Regions from separate parts of the Homo sapiens genome. Here region 1 is linked to region 2. A link is a contact called in ENCODE Hi-C or POLR2A ChIA-PET data. All regions are on one chromosome and are shown on one strand. The core of a region is the stretch at or near the end of the contact, and the rest is flanking DNA. Distances in the headings are between cores, read along the strand shown. Region 1 overlaps TLN2 (talin 2). Region 2 overlaps LOC105370854 (a long non-coding RNA gene).

Region 1 (4,107 bases), core at 439-2,938, 48 kb after region 2:
AAATAACAAAAAAGGAGCTGTGTCCAGATTTTGGTAGCAAACACCCAGCCTGTGCAGCCAGGCAAGTGCCAGGCAGTGGTACTTAAGGCACCACCAGCTTTTAGGTTACTCCTGTATTTTTTAGATTCTCCTTTAAAGCATGAACTGAGCGCAACATCAATCAAGGCTAGATTCTTTAATGATATGACAAGAAAACCCAAGTTTCTGTCAGCAAAACCCTGCAAAATTGTTCTACTATTGTTTCTAGTGCTCTAGGTCGCTTTTGCAGGTGACCCTTTAAAGGTGCAGAACAATTGGCAGCAAAGGCAGGTATCCCTCTTTCCCAAAAAAGTTGAATCTGTGATCAGACCTCCTATCAAAAAGAAATCTGTTTGAAACTACTCTTTTTGGCATATTTCTATTTGTGGGGATTAGAATGAGCCAATCCACAACCATTGTGGGATCATAAGAACAGCAGATATCATCCACATTGCAGTAACTCCAGAATGTCCTCAACTCTGCAATGCTGGAACAAGTCAGAAAAGAACAGGGTCAATTTCTCTCAGGTCAGATGACTCCAATGGAAAGAAGCTGGATTTTAAAGGGAAGTGTCTCAGGTAAAGGCTTCTAGGCTTTTCCAACAGCAAACGGCAGACTTCCAATTTTGCATGTGTGCGGGTACCAAGAGCAATGTGCATCAAGAAAGGCTAAGCACTGTTCACAGAATTAATGCTCCAGGTAAGCACAGTCATACTGACTTTCCCTTTTTCCAGGAATCTTTGACAATGCTTTGATCTCGTGCTATAATTTTAGTGGAAGTAAACCTGAATAGTCCTAAGTGATACATTTCAATTAACTCCTTGATTACACTTACAAATCAATCCCAGCCAAACTCAGTGACACATGGGGTCTCAATTATATAAAGCTACCAGCAGGCAGGTGAAGGGGCATTCTCAGTTCAGGTGTTTTAGGTAAAACCTCATTGGTAAAAAACCTCAAATGAGCCCTCACTGGGGTCAGCTGTGGGACTCTGGTACCCAAGGGAGGTAACTGCTGGCTCCTTACCGTAAGCTCCTGCTTTATGCATTCAATTGTGGCCTCAAGCGCCCTGGTGCCCCGGGTGGCCTCATCCTCCACTGCCTTTACAGTCTTGAGGAGCGAGGTGACATTGGTCACCATCACCTGCATAGGAAGGGAGAATGAATACAGATAGTGCAGTGACTCAGGTCCAGCCCCTACTCCTTTTACTTCTGGATCGCATGCTATGAGCAAGGACGCCTCTCCTTCCTTTAAGTGAGAAGAGAACTCAGGTGCTCATCCCCAGTCGGAGCCCCACTCTACCTTGGCAGCCCCCTTGAGCTGGTACATGGAAGGGTCGTCCACTGGCTTGCTGGCAGCTCCCTTGGTAGCACTGATGAGATCAGAAAGGGCCTTGGCCACATCTTTGATGGCATTGATCAAAACCACCTGAAAGAGAGCACAGAACTCAGGTGAGCAGGCGTCAAGATGTCAGCTGTGGGCTTTACCAAGGCATGCAGCCTGAGGGCAGGCCAGGGCACGGGGGAGGAGAGAAAGACAGTCTGAAGTCTGCAGCATGGCAGACCTCCTGGGAAGCCACCCTTGGTGATTCTGATACAGGACTCAGGACTTTGAAAAGCTGCCCAGGGGAGGCTGAAGCTGAGCCAGAACGGAGAAGTCAGGTGCAAACATGCAGCTTATGTAAAACCTCCTAGCCAGCAACTTGGCCGATGAGCTGCCTCTGACAGCACAAAGGACACCAGAGAGGCAACACCACTTACTCCTAACTGGCACCCTGAACACTGAGTAAAAATCCCCACCTGACCCCAGCCCTCAAGGCCCCACAACAGCCCTGCCTGCCTCTCTGGCTATGAGGTGCTCTGCTACAGGCACACAGGTCAGCCTGTCTTCTTCTCCATGGGAAATCTCAACTCATTCCTGTTTCGGACCTTTGCTCATTGTTCTAACTGGGACTCAGCTCTTTCCATCACTTGGGCCTTAACTCAAATGTCATGTCCTCAGAGGCTTTTCCCCATCCCTCAGCTAAGGGCCCACTCCCACAATTGCTGAAACTGTCAGGTTGCCGTTTTATTTACAGCACTTATCAGTAGGTGGAATTATTTTATCATTTATTCACTTATAAATCATCTGTCTTCTCCCTCAACTTGAGTGCAAGCTCCAGGAGGCTTGGCCTGGACTTCTGCTTTGTTTCACGCTTGTAACAGGGATGAGCACCCAGCAGGTACTCAGTAAATACTTGTGGAATGAAGATGCAGGTACGTTCCCACATAAACCTGGATGTGATGCATTATCTGTGTTTGCTTTTCTAATTTCACAGAGACCACAGATCATCTTTTCAAAGTGCCGGATTTAGAGTGAAAAGTACCAGGTCTAGATGGGAATTACACAATATTGGGCACTGCATTTAAGCGTTCCCAGTCCAGTAGCTCCAGTAACTCCTATTTCTATAATAATAAAAACATTTTCCCTTTACTGAGGGCAGTGTTCAGGTGCTGAGCCAAGCACTCTACACACATTATCTCATTTACTCCTCGCCACTGCCTTTTCGAGTGGGAACCACAACCCTTATGTCCACACTCCCAGAGCCCAGCAGTGGCAGAGTTGGGATTCAGAGTCTGGTGAGCATGAGGGCCACGGTCTTAACCTCCACACTGCGCCATGCCTGTGTGCGTGGCTCTGGGTCCTCATCCACAGTGAAATTAGCTTGCTAGCCCCATCTACCTCATTAAATTGCTTTGAAGATAAACTGGGATCTCAGATGTGACAACGTATTAAGAGTGCAGTGGCGTGATCTCGGCTCACTGCAACCTCCACCTCCTGGGTTCAAGTGATTCTCCTGCTTCAGCCTCCCGAGTAGCTGGGATTACAGGCACCCACCACCTGTAGCGGAGGTTTTTGTGAATGCTTAGAATTCCAAAAGGCAGCCAATCTGGACTCTGATGTTATCAGAAATCCAACAGAAAGGATGAAATGGTAGCATAAGGAATGTTTCCTCTCGGAGCTGTGCTCCACTCATGGGTGCTGTCAGGGAGGGAAGTGTCATGCCGTGAGGGAACGAGCTGGTGGCCTCAAGTGAACCAGCACAGTCACTGCATCCCCTGGGGGCACTGAATGACAGGGGGTTTCTAACCAGTTTTGTCCAGACAGACTAGTTTACTGAGAATGGTTTAAGGAGTGAAAACTGAAGTGCTTGGCATTTGACGGTTCTGGGAACAGAGAGAACAGAGGTTTTTTTTTTTTGTTTTGTTTTTGTTTTTTAAATTTTGCACTCTGGGAACAGGCATCATCCATTTATTAGCGACTTTTGTTGGCTGTTAGTTCAACAACAGGTGAACATATACTTGTTCAGTAGCCAGTAGCCACTATGTGCCAAGAGCTGTGCCGCATGTGCAGGTTTCAAAGATGAGCAAACTGTGGTGACTGTCCTTGAGGAGCAATGGTCTGGGAAGGGGACCAAGGAACAGGCAAGTAATCTCAATGAAATTGCCAAATATCAGAAGCGGAAGTCACAGAAGCACAGGGCCCTTCCCTAGCCTTCCAGTTCTTCTCTCTCTTCCTTGAGAACCGAAGTTCTCACCTGGGCCATCTACAGGTGCTGAGTTCATTTCCCCACCCCCATCTGGCTGCTGCCCCACCACTCCACACAAGCAGCTGGGGACACCAATGTCCTCGATGGCACTCGATGGTTACCGGAACAGGCCAATAACCAGTTCCCAGTCTTCCCTCTTTCTTAACTCTGTCTCTGGTGGGTTGAAACACTCCATCCTGGCAACATGATGCCCGCGGCTTTCCTCCCTGCAGCAGCTGCTGCTTCTCCGTCTCCTGTGCCACTTGCACGGTAAAGTGGTCCTAAATGCTGGATTCCTCCAGGCTCTGCCCCGACTCCCTGGCTTTTCCTCTCGTGTGGTTGCAGTCGCTACCTCTATGGCAACAGTCGCTGAACCCACAGCCCCGTGCCTGGGCAGGCTCACGCGCACTCACTAGTTCTACCTGTGTGTGGCTCCGGCACTTCAATCTCCTCCACCTCCCCCTGCCCACACCAGCTCTCCCTTCAGGGAGCTCCTGTGCCCTGCTCTGGCCCACAAGGAG
Region 2 (4,101 bases), core at 906-3,405:
ACTGATAGGGAAGAGAGAGCCTGTTGGGGATATATGATAGACATTGTGCTTGACTTCCCAACATCGACTCCCCTCTGCCTTGTGGAGTGCAGCAATATTTTGGGGACTTGGCCTCAAGTCAAGGATAACACCGTTTTCATTGGTCACATTTTCAAGATTGCTTTCATGTAGCTATGAAAGAAAAGGGAATAATTTTTTTTTTTTTTTACTAAAAGAATAGATTTTTATTAAGCGCTGTAAGTTTCTAGCAGCATTAACAGAACAACAGGCCAATTTCCATCACAGAACAACTCCTGAGGCATTCTCATTCCTTTCTGAAACTCTTCCATGAACTCCTGCAGTTCCCCCAAAGAAGCATCCATGCAAACTTAGATGAATAAACTATGGAGCTTTTGTGGTGAGGTGGGCCAAAAAAGCAGGGAATTTGGAATCTGGGAGTAGGAAAGAGAAATACATATTATCCACTCAGTAAACTGTCAAGAATGTGTTTCCTCTTATCTCCAGCAGATATTTTCTCTTATCTCCTTGGCCAGAATCAGGTTATATGTCCATTCCAGAACCAGTCACTAGCAGGGGGAATGGTATTATCCTTGACTTGAGGCCAACTCCCCCCAAATATTGCTGGACTCCATAGGCAGAGGGGAGTAGATGCTGGGAAGTCAAGTACACTGTCTATCAACAGGCGTGAAAGCTAAGACTTGCTCAGAGCCATGTCTCTCTGACGTTCAAAGCCCTTGTAGGTTCTTTTCACTTCATTGTACTACATGAGGCAAGAAAAGGGAAGGAAGGATTAGGGAGTTGAATTTCAAGTGCCCTTTTGGAGCATGCAGCTGCAGGAGGAAACTCTGCTTCTTAAAGTACCCTTTCCCCTCTACCTTTCCCTTCTTTTTCAGATGGTCCTCACATCCCACTGGCATTCAGACCAGGGGCACCGTTGTGTAGGGATTGGCTCACACCGTCCAAGGTCCTCTCAATATTTCAGTAACAACTCCCTTTGGCGGGGCATGATGGCTCACACCTGTAATCCCAGCACTTTGGGAGGCTGAGGTGGGTGGATCGCTTGAGGTCAAGAGTTTGAGACCAGCCTGGGCAACATGACAACACCCCGTCTCTACTAAAATACAAAAATTAACTGGCTGTGGTGGCGGGTGCCTGTAATCCCAGCAACTCTGGAAGCTGAGGCAGGAGAATTGCTTGAACCTGGGAGGCAGAGGTTGCAGTGAGGCAGGATCGCGCCATTGCACTCCAGCCTGGGCAACAGAGCAAGACTCTGTCTCAACAAACAAACGACTCCTTTTGAGCTGGAGCCTGTCTTCTGGATTTTGCTGGACAATGGGGAGAGTTACCAGGAGGTGGCAGGATATTTAGGATCAAGTTGTGTTTCCTTGCAGCTGTTTCAGGAAGGAAACCCTAGGAAAGCGATTTTCAGAGAAACTATTTTAGTCTTAGGCAATAATGTTGCCCTGTGGCATGGCAAGGCCACGGGGAGGTGGGGAGGAGGAAGAAGACAGCTGTGGTGGGTGGTAGGTGTTTGGGAACAGGCTTTTTTAGTTTGTTCAAGCTCAAATCAGCCAGAGTTCAAAGCAGCTGACACCAAGCAGGTCATAAACACGAGTTACAAACTGCATGGTCTGAAGTTTTCTCCCAGGCAATCAATCTTTATTAAATATCTCACATGTCCAAGGCTTGGTTTTGGGTGCTAGGGAGGCTGCATGAGATCCCTGCCTCCGACCTAGATGAGGCTGCTGCACAGGCGAAATACTACCTAGTAACACTAGACGGGATATGTGACATGCTAAGAGGGGAGGAGAGACAGTAATTGCAATAGGATTTGGGAGCAGTGTTTCCCAAGGTGTGATCTTTGGAATATCTGTCCCTCAAAATATACTGAAATTAAAAACTGCTCCAAGGGCCTCCAAATTGGGGCAACCCCATATATTATAGGCTCCTTTTGGAGATATCCAGTGCATATGAGTATCTTAAAGGCTCCAAGAAGTCTCATAGAGACTTATTAAATTATTAACCTATTTACCTTTCATAGCCTGATTTCTGATACTTATTTACCCATGAAACACCTCCTTTTTCTCTCCAGGAAACAGGGCTACCCGATCTATCGGTGTCCTATGGAACCACACTGCCCCCTGTGGTCAGAACCACCTGGGATGCAGAACAGCAAGGACTGCAAACTTGGGTGCAGAGGGCTTTCCTCCACGCAACCCAGGAAGCTCCGTGATTGGCAAACTGCTCTGTCAGGATCCATCGAATCAGCAAACATAGGTGCCTCTAGGATGCAAACCAGGGAACAGGACTGTTATGTGGCTTGCTGGTAGCCAAGCAAAATGCCCCGATCCATCAGGTGAGCTGATGATGAGCTTGCAGACATTGGAGAATGTAGCACTGAGGCAGAGTGGCAGCCAGCCTGAAAGGTTTGTCATGTCTTCCCCTGCTTCCCTGGCCCCTTATTCCTTTGGAACGGAGCCCTGATTCCAAGGAGTGCAGGCCCTGCCAGACAGCCTTTGTCCCTACCTGTCCCTCCAGGTTTAGGCCTTGCATGGTCCTCTCCCCGTATCCCTCCTTCCTGCCTGCATGCCTAACACCCTAAATGTTCTCTCTGCTCTGTTCAGTAGCCCAGGCTACTTCCCATCCTTTGAGAATCTACTCCAGCCCACCTCCTCCTCAGTCCTACCCTCCCAAGGACCCGCCCTGAGGCTGGAGTCCTGCTGGCCTCCCACCACACTGGATAACTTGGCATTGCTCTCATTTCTCCTTGCAGGAGACGGGCTTCTCCAGGGTGGTCTGAGATCTCTGGAGGGAAGAACCGTGCCTTGCCTTCTCCTTCCATCTCCTCTCATGCCCATAGAGTCAGGGAGCTGAGAGGACACCAGCCCATCTCTGCCCCGGAGCCTCTAAGCACCTCTCCCTTCCTGCTTTTCCAAATGCCTCTGCAACACCAGGGTGCTGGGCGCATGGGACTGAGGGCCTCCCTCTGGGCCCCTTCTCACCCTGGGCTACCCCAAGTCTTGGACCCCATGTGGAACATGGTCAGCCTTCTGATGAGTCCAGAAAGCATTTCTCCAACATTTAGTTGTGAGCTTAAGGGAATTAAACTTCTCTTTCTGAAAATAAGCTGCAGATTATCCTGAGAGAGGCCCAAACAGGCAGGAGGCTCTGAATATGGCCGCAAGAGCTCAGGCTGTTACTGCCCCTCCTAGGTGCCAGCCCACACAGGCAGGGTTTTCCGCCCACCACCCCCAGGTCAGCCTGGCCATAGAGGGTCTGGGCTGGGGCTTCTCCCCTTGGGGAGTTCAGGCAGCAGAACTCCTGCAATTGTGCTCTGCTTGGGGTGGAAGGTGTTCAGATAAAAATGCCTGGTGGAGTATCTCGGAACCACAGAACTACCTGTGAACGCTGTGGTTTTAAACCCAGGATAGAGCTGTGGTCTGAAAACAGGGTTTTGGAGACACTCAGTGGGAATAAAGTAAAGCAAGGCTCTCTGTGACTGCATGATACAGAACAAGCTCGGTAGCACGGGCTCACTCAGTGGTCTCAGAATGTCTTCTTCTTCCCCTCACCAGACATGTGCAGACTTGGCCTCTCCTGCAGCCCCCACCAGCCCCTATGGTCTCTTTCCCTACTCGCCCAGGAGCCCCCAGCACATCCCAGGTTCTGCCATATGCACACAGTTCCGTCTGCCCCCAGCTCCCTCTCCCTGTGTCTGCCTGCTTAATATCTATCCCACTAGCCAGGTCTGACTGAGGTTCTCCCTATGCTCTTGATTTAAAAAAAAAAAAAAAGCTTTGGAAACAAATTGGAATTTCAATCCTTGCTTTGCCACTCACTAGCTGGGTGATCTTAACATAGTGGTTGGGAGATCCCCGTTCTGCTAGCTGTGTGGCCTTGGGCAAGTTACCTAACCTCTCTGTGCCTCAGCCTTGCTGGCTATAAAATGGAGATAAGAGCACCCATGCGTTGTACAGGGTATAGTTGTGAGGATTAAATAAAGGTGATAATGGTGCGTGTCTGGCACGTGGTAGGTGTAGGGTAGGTGTTAGCTAACTTAGAGATGGAACGCGGCTCCCCCATCCTACCTCTGGCAGCAGC

The links. Hi-C counts contacts between places; a loop is a spot of excess contacts on that map. ChIA-PET counts read pairs that join two places held with the same protein, here RNA polymerase II (POLR2A). Pooled maps may share reads with other maps.
Region 1: a map of left ventricle myocardium inferior shows a loop between it and region 2 (4-fold over the local background). The contact joins two enhancer-like sites. A Hi-C loop is called at or near these places in 7 of 168 maps with a recorded cell type or tissue (Caco-2, cardiac septum, dorsolateral prefrontal cortex and 4 more) and 1 of 50 pooled maps. POLR2A ChIA-PET finds 5 or more read pairs at or near these places in 3 of 52 experiments (A673, H1 and K562).

What each region holds. Positions count from the first base shown.
Region 1 is chr15:62,797,707-62,801,813 of GRCh38, reverse strand. It overlaps TLN2 (talin 2), which reads right to left. Exons shown (of 59, transcript NM_015059.3): 49 at 1,321-1,446; 50 at 1,045-1,161. Among named protein-coding and RNA genes, the nearest start is that of MIR190A, 24 kb to the left of the region's middle. Within about 2 kb of position 1,688, at least 3 of the 41 ENCODE cell types and tissues checked have a DNase peak (open chromatin) inside an H3K27ac peak, as active enhancers do.
Region 2 is chr15:62,846,130-62,850,230 of GRCh38, reverse strand. LOC105370854 (a long non-coding RNA gene) reads left to right here. Exons shown (of 7, transcript XR_007064671.1): 2 at 2,093-2,356. Among named protein-coding and RNA genes, the nearest start is that of MIR190A, 24 kb to the right of the region's middle. RefSeq lists enhancers at 2,662-3,161, 3,162-3,663. Within about 2 kb of position 2,155, at least 5 of the 41 ENCODE cell types and tissues checked have a DNase peak (open chromatin) inside an H3K27ac peak, as active enhancers do.